3 separate regions of the Mus musculus genome follow, and regions 1 and 3 are each linked to region 2. The links are chromatin contacts, found by Hi-C or POLR2A ChIA-PET in ENCODE. All regions are on one chromosome and are shown on one strand. Each heading gives the region's core, a stretch centred on a gene start or an enhancer-like site at or near the end of the contact. The rest is flanking DNA. Distances are from core to core; before and after follow the strand shown.

The links. A loop is a pair of places that touch in the nucleus more often than their neighbours do. ChIA-PET counts read pairs that join two places held with the same protein, here RNA polymerase II (POLR2A).
Region 1: a loop to region 2 is called in a map of heart, with 2.4 times the contacts of the local background. The contact joins the enhancer-like site here to the promoter of Col6a3 in region 2. A Hi-C loop is called at or near these places in 1 of 37 maps with a recorded cell type or tissue (heart). POLR2A ChIA-PET finds 5 or more read pairs at or near these places in 1 of 5 experiments (Patski).
Region 3: a map of left cerebral cortex shows a loop between it and region 2 (2.2-fold over the local background). The contact joins the promoter of Prlh here to the promoter of Col6a3 in region 2. A Hi-C loop is called at or near these places in 7 of 37 maps with a recorded cell type or tissue (Patski, T-helper 17 cell, gastrocnemius and 1 more).

Annotation. Positions count from the first base shown.
Region 1 is chr1:90,773,734-90,776,956 of GRCm38, reverse strand. It overlaps Col6a3 (collagen, type VI, alpha 3), which reads left to right. Exons shown (of 44, transcript NM_001243008.1): 40 at 672-1,426. Among named protein-coding and RNA genes, the nearest start is that of Gm41918, 11 kb to the right of the region's middle. Within about 2 kb of position 1,311, at least 1 of the 3 ENCODE cell types and tissues checked has a DNase peak (open chromatin) inside an H3K27ac peak, as active enhancers do.
Region 2 is chr1:90,842,332-90,845,762 of GRCm38, reverse strand. Col6a3 (collagen, type VI, alpha 3) reads left to right here and starts at 1,792. Exons shown (of 44, transcript NM_001243008.1): 1 at 1,792-2,017.
Region 3 is chr1:90,951,663-90,954,886 of GRCm38, reverse strand. It overlaps Prlh (prolactin releasing hormone), which reads right to left and starts at 1,779. Exons shown (of 2, transcript NM_001101647.1): 1 at 1,683-1,779; 2 at 875-1,038. The coding sequence starts at 1,779. The coding sequence ends at 875.

The sequences.
Region 1 (3,223 bases), core at 62-2,561, 68 kb after region 2:
TAAGCCAGGCCTAGCACATTGTCATTTTAAACCACATTTTATGGGTCAAATATGCCCAGAGCCTAGATTGAAGTGTGGCAAGCATGAACAGAGTTGGGGACTATATTACATTATACATCCTTTCCCCTGTCTCTATCCTTTCTTTTTGTCTTTTTGAGATCTTACTGACTAGTTCATGTTGGCCTAGACCTTACTCAGTAGCCCAGGCTGGTCTCAAACTCGTGGCAATTCTCCTGCCTCATCTTTCCAATGTGTTAGGATTACAAGTGTGAGCCACCCACCTCACCTAATAAGTAGATACTTGATAGTGCAAGCAAATAATACTGATTTTGTTGCATACAACTCAGTTGATTGTTTAAATTAAAACATTGTTAAATATTTATTCTTTTCCCTTTTACTTAGCACCTTTTCTTTTCCATTGAAAATGGGGTAACAGATTTATGAATAATTAATGTAATTATTTCAAATAATTCTATTTTAATATTCTGTGCAATATTTTCTTAGAGGCAGACTCTGAAAGTAAGAGCTATAGTATATGTAACATTATAGAAGGTTTATAGAAACCAGCACCTTCATGCTGTTAAACAGCAAGTTCCCTGTAGATCATAGGGTTATGACTCTATAGCATGCAAAAGTATGGCTATAGGTAATGTTTGATTTGTTTTTAACAGAAACCCTCCACATACTGCTAATTCAAGTCTTACATCCAAAGTTGTGACCACAATGAAGCCAGTGACAACGACCAAACCAACAGCAATTGTAAACCTGCCACCTGCTAAGCCAGCCCCAGCGAGGCCAGCCCCTGCTCAGCCAGTTCTTGCTAAGCCAGACCCCGCAAAACCAGCCCAAGCAAGGCCAGCCCCTGCTAAGCCAGCTTCTGCTAAGTTGGTGCCTCCTCAGCCAGTCCATGTTCAGCCAGCCCCTGCCCAGACAGCTTCTGTAAGACCAGCCCCCGCTAAGCCAGCCCCTCCTCAGCCAGCTGCTGCTAAGCCAGTCCCTGCTAAGCCAGCAGTCCCTGCTCAGCCAGCCCCTCCTCAGCCAGCTGCTGCTAAGCCAGTCCCTGCTAAGCCAGCAGTCCCTGCTCAGCCAGCCCCTCCTCAGCCAGCTGCTGCTAAGCCAGTCCCTGCTAAGCCAGCAGTCCCTGCTCAGCCAGCCGCTGCTCAACCAATGCCTGCTCAGCCAGTCCTTACTAAATCAGCCGCTGTGAAACCAGCCTCTGCCAACAAGCCTGTGGCAGCCAAACCTGTGGCCACGAACACAGCCACAGCCACAGCCAGACCTGCATTAGCAGCGAAGCCTGCTGCAGCGAAGCCTGCAGCAACGAGACCCCTTGCTGCTGCCATAAGGCCAGTTGCTACCAAGCCAGAGGCCCCCAGGCAACAGGCCAAACCAGCTGCCACCAAGCCAGCCACTACTAAGCCCTTGGGTAAGAAAGCCTGCTTAGAGACACCATCTTTTATGCCTGCATTTAATACTCCAAGGACATGGCCCTGGAAGCTGGTCTACAGGGTAGGCTGATGACCCAAGGTGGGCATAGTTACATAATAGACCTTAGAAGATGCTAGCCAGACATAGGGTTGTCCACATATTGCTTTTCTCTGCATCGTGAAGCAGTTTTCCCTTGTACAACCTCTCAAGGATGCTGGGGTCCTGAGGAAGACTGATGCTTCCTGTACGTTCAGCCCTGCTTCCCTGGCTGTAGCTTCTCTGCTGTAGAGCCCCATCCTGGTTCTCTGGCTCTTCAATATTTCTGTCCCTATCTTCCATGGTATTCCCTGAGCCTTAGGAACAGAGGCTGTGTTTTAGATGTTATCAACTAGAGCAGGACACTCCATGGTCAGTTGTTCTCCCAATTTTCTCACTGTGATGAATTGTTTCTGCTGCAAAAAGAAGCATCTTTGATGAGGGGTGAAAGCTATGCTTATCTGTGGGTATAAAGATAGGTGTTTAGAAATCACATGGCAGCATAGTAGGCTCTTCTCTGGGTCCCATGGCCTCACCATCCATGGGCAGCTGACGAGGTCCTATGATGCTCTCATCTATAAAGTTCAACCTCAAGAACCCTGTAATAGAGCCATACAAGAAATGTTTTGAAATATTTTAAGTAAGCTTATGATTTTATGTTGGGCCATACCCACAGGTATCCTTGGTTGCATTGTAGAATGTGGGCTATGCGTTGAGTGCTCCTGACTCCGAGTGAGAGAGAAAGGAGAAGCTTGCCATTTTGTTCTGGTTAGGCAGCAGAGTGGAGTCTTTTTCTCTCTCCCTCCCTCCCTCCTTCCCTTATTTCCTCCCTCCCTCCTTCCCTCCCTCCCTCTCTTCTTTTCTTTTTTCTTTGCCTGCCTGCCTGCCTTCCTTCCTTTCTTTCTTCCTTCCTTCCTTCCTTCCTTCCTTCCTTCCTTCCTTCCTTCCTTCCTTCCATACTTCCTTTTTTGCTGGAACTAAACTTGCTCCCCTTCTAATGTGACTCAGAAAGATCAAAGCTGGTCCTGTGCTAATCTATTCCTTCTTTCCAAAAGGGATGTGGTCACAGAAAGGGGCCTCACACTGAGTATTGTGGCAGTATCAGGGGTTGGTTCAATAAAGTGAGAAATGACACCTCAGAAACTCAGTTCTCCCTCAGAGGCTGACCAGCATGTTCATTCTGACCCAAGAAAAGCACTTTCCTGATTTTATGTGTGTGTGTGGAGGGGGGGGGGGATGGGGATGAGTTAATGAGACTCAGGGGGGTATAATTGTTAGCTTTTCTGAGAAGATGTAAGAAGATTCTACAGAATGTCATAATCTATAAATGAAGATGAATCTAGAATATATGTGCTCATGAAAAAGTAGGAATTATCTTTACCTATGAGCAGACAGAGAGCTGAGACAGTATGTTCTTGTCATAGCCTACAACACCATGATTTTTCATGTTTGCAATCCTAGAGCTGGTCTTGTACTGCACATGTAACTTCCTACTAGCATGCTGGAGCTTACATTTCAAAGTATCTTCTTCACAAGGGATTTTTGATAGAAAAAATGAAGGTAGTCACTTATGTACCTTGTTGATGAATAAAGATGCGTTTGAGTCACTATGCTCTTACATGCCAGGCAGGCTGGTGGAGGATGTTACTGGTGAAGGGGACACTAGCTCCCTTTCTTGGCGAGCTTCAGGCCAGCCGTCCACCAACATCTCCCAGATCTCTTCTGAAGCTCCCACATGTGCTCCTGTTGTGAGGAGTTT
Region 2 (3,431 bases), core at 543-3,042:
GGATTGCCAAAGCTTGGCAGCTGACAGCTGAGCTCCAGGTTCAGTGAGAGGCCTGTCTCAAGGGAATAAAGTAGAGAAGGACACAGCAGGAACCCGTGTTCTTCTCTGGCACCCAAGTGTACCCCTCTTTCCAGTATGAAAGGGTTTCAGGTTGGGGAGGTCCTTGAGGTTTTTGAGAGATGTACTTTAAAGTGCTTTGAAAGGTACAAAGCTCTGTAGAAACCCGTGTTCCCACTGGAGAGTTTCTGTAGGAGTCTGAGCCAGAAAACCGCCCCCACCCCAGTGTGCGCCCAGAAGGAGACCTCACAATCAGGATCATTATGTATAGAACTCTTGCCCTCTTGCCTTTCGCGCTGGCAAACAGAACTCTGGTTAGCGGCAAGCCAAGGAGACGACGCTAATTGCTGGGTTTGATATTTGAAAAGAGAGATTATTAAGCGAGGTCTCAGTTCAGAAACTTCAAGAAGAAATGGGAGGGTGTGGTGAGGGTGGAGGGGGGGAGATTGCATTTCCTGTTTTTCTTTCTGATGGTGGTTGAAAACCATGGATACCCACGGAGAAATTCCAAAACTCATTCTTTTTCCTGCAGAGGCCTGGCCTAAAAGGTGATGGGTAGAAGTGGCAAATTCATTAATTTTTTTGTAGCTATTGAAGTGCATTTAAACTATTTAATTTTTTTTACTTTATGTGTATGAGTGCTTTGTCTGCATTTATGTCTGTATACCGTATGTGCCTTGTGGGCTTGGAGGTCTGATGGGGGTGTCAGATCCCCTGGACCTAGATGGTTGTGAGCTCCCATGTGGGTACTGGGAACTGAACCTAGGTCCTCTGCAAGAGCAGCCACTGAGCCATCTCTTCAGCCCCTCCATCTTTCTCCTCTCCTCTCCTCTCCTCTCCTCTCCTCTCCTCTCCTCTCCTCTCCTCTCCTCGCTTCTCCTCTCCTCTTCTCTGTTCTTCTTTCCCTTCCTCTCTCCTTCTCTCCCTCCTTCCCTTCCTTCTTTCTTGTTGAGATAGGTTCTCTCTGTCTTTATTTGGTACTTACTGATTCAGCTAAATTCACTGACAGTAAGACCCAGGGATCTGCCTTTCTCTGCCTTCCCAGTGATGGTTTGACACCACATTGGCTTTTTCTTTTTTTAAATTTCTAATGTGTATTTTGGGGACAGACCTCAGGTCCTCTTGCTCAGGCATTAAACATTTTATGGCCTCTGGCAGTCAGTCTGTGGGTTGTGACCCTGATGGGGGTCGAATATCCAATTCATAACATTATGATTCGTGACAGTAGCAAAATTGCAGGTATGAAGTGGCAATGAAGTAATTTTATGGTTGGGGGTCAGCACAGCATGCATTAAAGAGTCGCAGCCCTAGAAAGGTCAAGAACCATGGGGCTAAAGCTGTTTCCCCGACTCTTTCGGGTCTCATCTTTACCACACTTTAGTCTTACCTCAGTAACCAATGACTGAAAAATCTAATTCCTTCTAGCTCATGGTCCATTTCCTCCCCCCACCCCCCTTCTTAGAGCTGGAGTTTGCAGGAGTCCAGCTAAATGCTTGTAAGGCAAAGACGGCCTTCATAGGTGACATCAGCTTGCAGAGCAGGCCAGAAGCAACAGAGCCCCAGGTCTGGTTTTCATTTACAGTTTGGGTCTGTCCTATGGCAGGGAGGGGAGAAGAGGGGTTTGGAGGAAGGAAGGAGAAGGAGGAGGAGAAGAAGGCAGGGGAGGAGGGAGAGAGAGGCGGGAGCGAGAGGAGGAGCAGGAGGAAGCCCTGACTGTACCCCTGGACCCTGTCCAGTTTGGAGTTCAGCCTTTCCCCAAAGGCTGCTCAGTTCTCTAGGCTCCAGCTTCCAGCGAGGATTGCAAGAGGAGACTGTGTCTTCTGATCCTGGATCCTCTGTTCCTTGGTGGAGAAGGGTTGCAGGAAGAAAAGGAGACTTAGCAAGAGAGAACACTATGCATCCTGGTGAAGCGTGATTGAGTTTAGAAGCCCAGGGACACGCGTCTTCAGGTCCGCTCAGGGTAAGTGTGAGTTTTTGCTTATTCGTTTCCTCTGTGGCATGAGGGAAACACTTCAATCAGAAGTGAGTTAGTGGCTCTTACGATCACCCCGTCACTCAGTTTTCTGGACATACTTTAGGAGTCTGCTGCTCTTTCTTTCCTTTGTGGCACAAGGGTTTCTTTAACCTGCTGAAGGTCACGGATTGTCCGATTGTGTCTAGGTTTGCTGCTGCGGGGAGTGTCCTGTGTGTCCCTGCCTGCATGCTATGCACTTCTGACTGGTGCTCTCCTCCAGCTGGCTTGTTAAAAGTCGCTTCTCCTTCCCCAGACCAGCTGCTTTGTTTGCAGAGGCATCTGATGGGAGCATAGGGCAACCTGCAGAGTGGACCCCAGAGAGAGCTCATCTCTTTGGGTTCTCCAAGGGTCATGGGTAGGGGTATACTCTTAAGTGCAGAGAGGCTGGTCAGGCAAACTGCTGTCTTCCGAGTTTGGAGAGATACTGGTGCCAGTTGCAGGGCTGGGCCGGAGCTGCTTAGCCATGGCCATCAAGGCTGCTGCTTCATCATTTTAGGTATCTGAAGTCACTGTTGTAGGATTTGTCCTTTGAGGATGCTTAAGGGAACTGCAGGCCTAAAGCATGCGCAATGTGATACTAGAGCAACTTCCCCAGTGGATAAGGCAAAGCTCGGGACTGGGCTGCCGTGGGTTGTCCAGATGAGAGGCCTGTGCCAAGTTGGGAGGCCCAAGGGCTATTCCCTGGCCATGAGGATGCTGGGTGGGGTTCAGGCCCTCTCTCACTGAGGATGGAAGAGAGTTCCTGGATGGTTGCCAGCCCATTTGGGGATCTATTTCAAGCTACCATGGGATCAATGCAAGGGTGGGGCCAATGGGAAGGGTTCATTGGAGTACTGGAGAAAGGCTAAGAAAAATGAATTTCACAAAAGCCCAGGCAAACTTAGGGACTGGTGTGGACTTCAAGAACAAGTTGTATGAGCACCAGTGGGCACACTACACCCTAGAGAAGTCATTTCTCTCCCTACCCCGAGCTGACTCCAGATGAAAACCCCAGAGTCTCAGAGCTTCAAGGGGATTCATGGGACCTGAGGACAGTTCCCAGCTTCCCAGAGCAAGCTGAAATGTGGAAAAGACTTTAAAATAAAAATCATATTGCTTTTAACAAAAACAATATGGGACCAACTGATTGCTGTAGCTTCCACTACTGGGACTTTTTGACTTCTTTCCTGGGTGATTCTGGGCTAGAAGATTCCAGTGCTGTCATCCTTGGCTTATGGGTGAAGAGAGAGAAGCTCTGAGATGCTGGACTACTGGCCGGGCCCACCTGAGTGTCTGACTTTCAGTAGCATCCTTTCCCATTGATGGAGCCATGGAGTTGATGAGCCAGCAGTAGGGGACCCTTTAGATCTCCATGTGGGAT
Region 3 (3,224 bases), core at 530-3,029, 110 kb before region 2:
CTAGGAACAACACTTTGATAGCATCTAATTTTTGCAGCAAACCCCTAAACATCTCTAAATGTTAATCTTAAAAATGCTGCCGGGCGTGGTGGCGCATGCCTTTAATCCCAGCACTTGGGAAGCAGAGGCAGGCGGATTTCTGAGTTCAAGGCCAGCCTGGTCTACAAAGTGAGTTCCAGGACAGCCAGGGCTTTACAGAGAAACCCTGTCTCGAAAAACCAAAAAAACAAAAAAAAAACAAAAAAACAAAAACAAAACAAAACAAAACAAAAAAACAAAAAAACAAAAACAAAAACAAAAAAAAAAAACAAACCAAAAAATGCCAAGAGAAGGACGTGAGCCATGCCAGGGGCGTTGTGTGGCTTTTCTCTGGGACCAAGTATCTTACATAGTGTAGTGTGTGGTTACCCTGGCTTTATGCAGTATGCAAGCTGAGCATGTGTTCAGGGTACCTTGTGTAGGTGGAAGCTTGTGGGAACAAGTGACCAAGAAAAGGGCACCCCATTTCTGGGCAGTGATGTGGTTTTGGGGAACAGGAATTTATAGGAACACTGAATCAACATTCCCTTCCCCCACTGCAGGGTCTTAAGGGACCAGGACAACCTCTGTGGGGCCTGGTAATGAGCGATCTCAGTTGTTCTATTGGGGGCAGGTGGGAGCCTCTTCTTTCCAAAGAGGTTACTGGGTTCTGAGCTTCTTTCATGGTTACCCTCCCCAGAGAGAAAGCACCTTCCGGTTTGTTACCACATAGTTACAAGTGTACAATAAACAAAGCCAGCACTTTTATTAGATCAGAGGGAAAACCGGAAAGGGAGGGTGGAGGAGGCTCTGCGGGGGGACAGGGAGGGTGGGCTTGGGCTCAGCATCACTGTCTTCATGAGCTGTGAGAGAACTTGGCACTTCCATCCAGTGGGAAGCAGCTTAGCCGGCACCGCAGGCCAGGTCCGGTGACATCCCTCAGGGCTGCCCTCCTCCTCCCGAAGCGGCCCACAGGCCTGATCCCACGACCCGTGTACCAGGCAGGATTGATGTCAGGGGCTGGAAAGGAAAGAGTCAGAGCAGCGTATGGGACACGGGAGCCCCTAAGCTGATGGAAACCTGGGCACCAGGCCATGTTGGCACCCACCCTGATTACACTGGCTGGGCATATCTGGGCAGTGGTGTGGCTTTAGGGAATTTATTTAGACATATGCCAGGATCAGTATTCTCTTCCTGTCTGACTGTCATCCTCCAAAGTCTTAAGGGACCCCACAAAGATGGGTTAGGGGAATGATGAGGACAGGAAACAGGACCATTCTGGGGAGATCTTAACAGGACCAATCTCCCAACTGACTGCATGGTAAGGTAGCTTTTGCTTAGATCCCAGAGGCTCTCAACCTGTGGGTTGTGTCCCTTTTGTTTGGGGGGAAGGGCGCATATCAGACATCCTGCATTTCAGATATTAACATTATGATCCATAACAGTAGCAAAACTTACAACTATGAAAACAGCATCACAATAATTTTCTGGCTGGGGGTCACCACAACATAAGGATCTGTATTAAAAGTTCTGTATTAGGAAGGTTGGAAACCACTGGCTTAGGAGATGGCTAACCTCCCATTCAGGGGCTGGGTACTCAAGGCATTTGGGAAGCATATGGATGGGAGGTGACAGTGGCTGTCCTCCATATGCCAGGCACTCACTGCGGGTCTCCATGGAGTGCTGGTGGGCTCGGCTGGAAGCTCCTGGGAGGACTAAGCCTAGCAGCAGCAAGCACAGAAGCCAGGTCCTCGGTGCCATGCTTCCGGCTTCCTGGATGATGCCCTGGAGATTGGATCCTGAAGCCTGGGGGTAGAGATGCAGAGTACGTTGTATGCACAAAGCCAGGAGGGACCCTAGGTTGTTTGTACAGATGTACGTGTGTGTGTGGTGCGTGTCCGTGCCTATGAGGTGTGCAAATGCATATGTTTAGTGCACATAGCTACAATTATCAGGGGAGAGGTGTGAGCTGTGCACAGGTGGCTGTCTTGGGACATCCTTGGGTCTGTCTGTCCATCTGTGTCAAGAGCTGGGAGGTAGACACCCAGGCCTTGGTGGGAAGCAGATTTATGGGCAGCCTTGTGGTCAGCAGAGGTGGAGAACAATTTGCCCAACCTCAGAGGTAGCTAGGAGTTGGAACATATTGGAACCTCAGTGCCCAGGCTTTCCTCACACTTTGTCTGGGATCTCCTGACACTGAGAGCCAGGCAGGCAATGGAGGACACTTAGCATCCCACATCCCCAGAGAGCTCACACCTCACAGCCTCTACAATAACCCAGGACTTTAGACTCAGTTTGCTGAGACTCCAGAATGGGCCTCTCCTCACAGAGTCCCCCTGAATGACATGGGAAGGCTGCCGCCACTGTGTATGGGAACTGGTACCCTGCTGATGGAGTGTTCTGACCTACCACATAGCATCCACCTGTGATACTTCCTGCAGGGGACCCTTTTCTTCCTACCCCTGACATTTCAGGTCCTATTAGAAGATGCTCAAGGAAGACCCCCCCCCAGCTGACTTTGACGCTCCAGCTTCTCCTTGTCCACACAGCGCTGTCCATCAGAGCTCTTTAAATGCCCACCCTCTCCTCCTCCTCCTCCTGGGATGTCCCACACAGTGAAGGGGAACCCTAACTAGAGGAATGGAGGAGCCACCATGAATCATTGTAAAGACTGCACCCACTCAGGCTGGGTGATGGGGACTGAGAATGCTAACTGATCCTGAGTTCTGAGCCTTTCTGGAGGGTGCCTTCTGGGCTTTGCTTGAGGTGTCCCACTGAGGGCCACCTTCACCTGCCCTCCATCATGGACAGCCCTTGAGTGTCAGAGACCCCAGAATGGTGTGTGGTCCTAGACCACAGACCACAGGTAGTTCTCTCTGCTTGTCCTGCTTGGTGCCCGCACTTGGCTGCCCAGTAAGCCTGGCAGAGAAAACACTTGTGGAGAAGCTGGAAGTCACAGCAACACCCAGCCCTCTCCAGCACTGCCAAGTTACTCACCCTCTCTCTGTCCCTTGAGTGTGGCGATAAGGCTGCCTGGGCGTGAGGTGAGGTCTGCCTGCCTGCTTATCTTTTATAGGCCAACAAGGAGGCAAAGGACGCCCCCAGACCCCTCCTTGAGATGGCGTCTTTGCTTATAGCCTGCAGTTTCCACTACGTCTCTTCTCTCATCATCTCATCAAGACACTCCGTCTTTTTTTTCCTTTCCT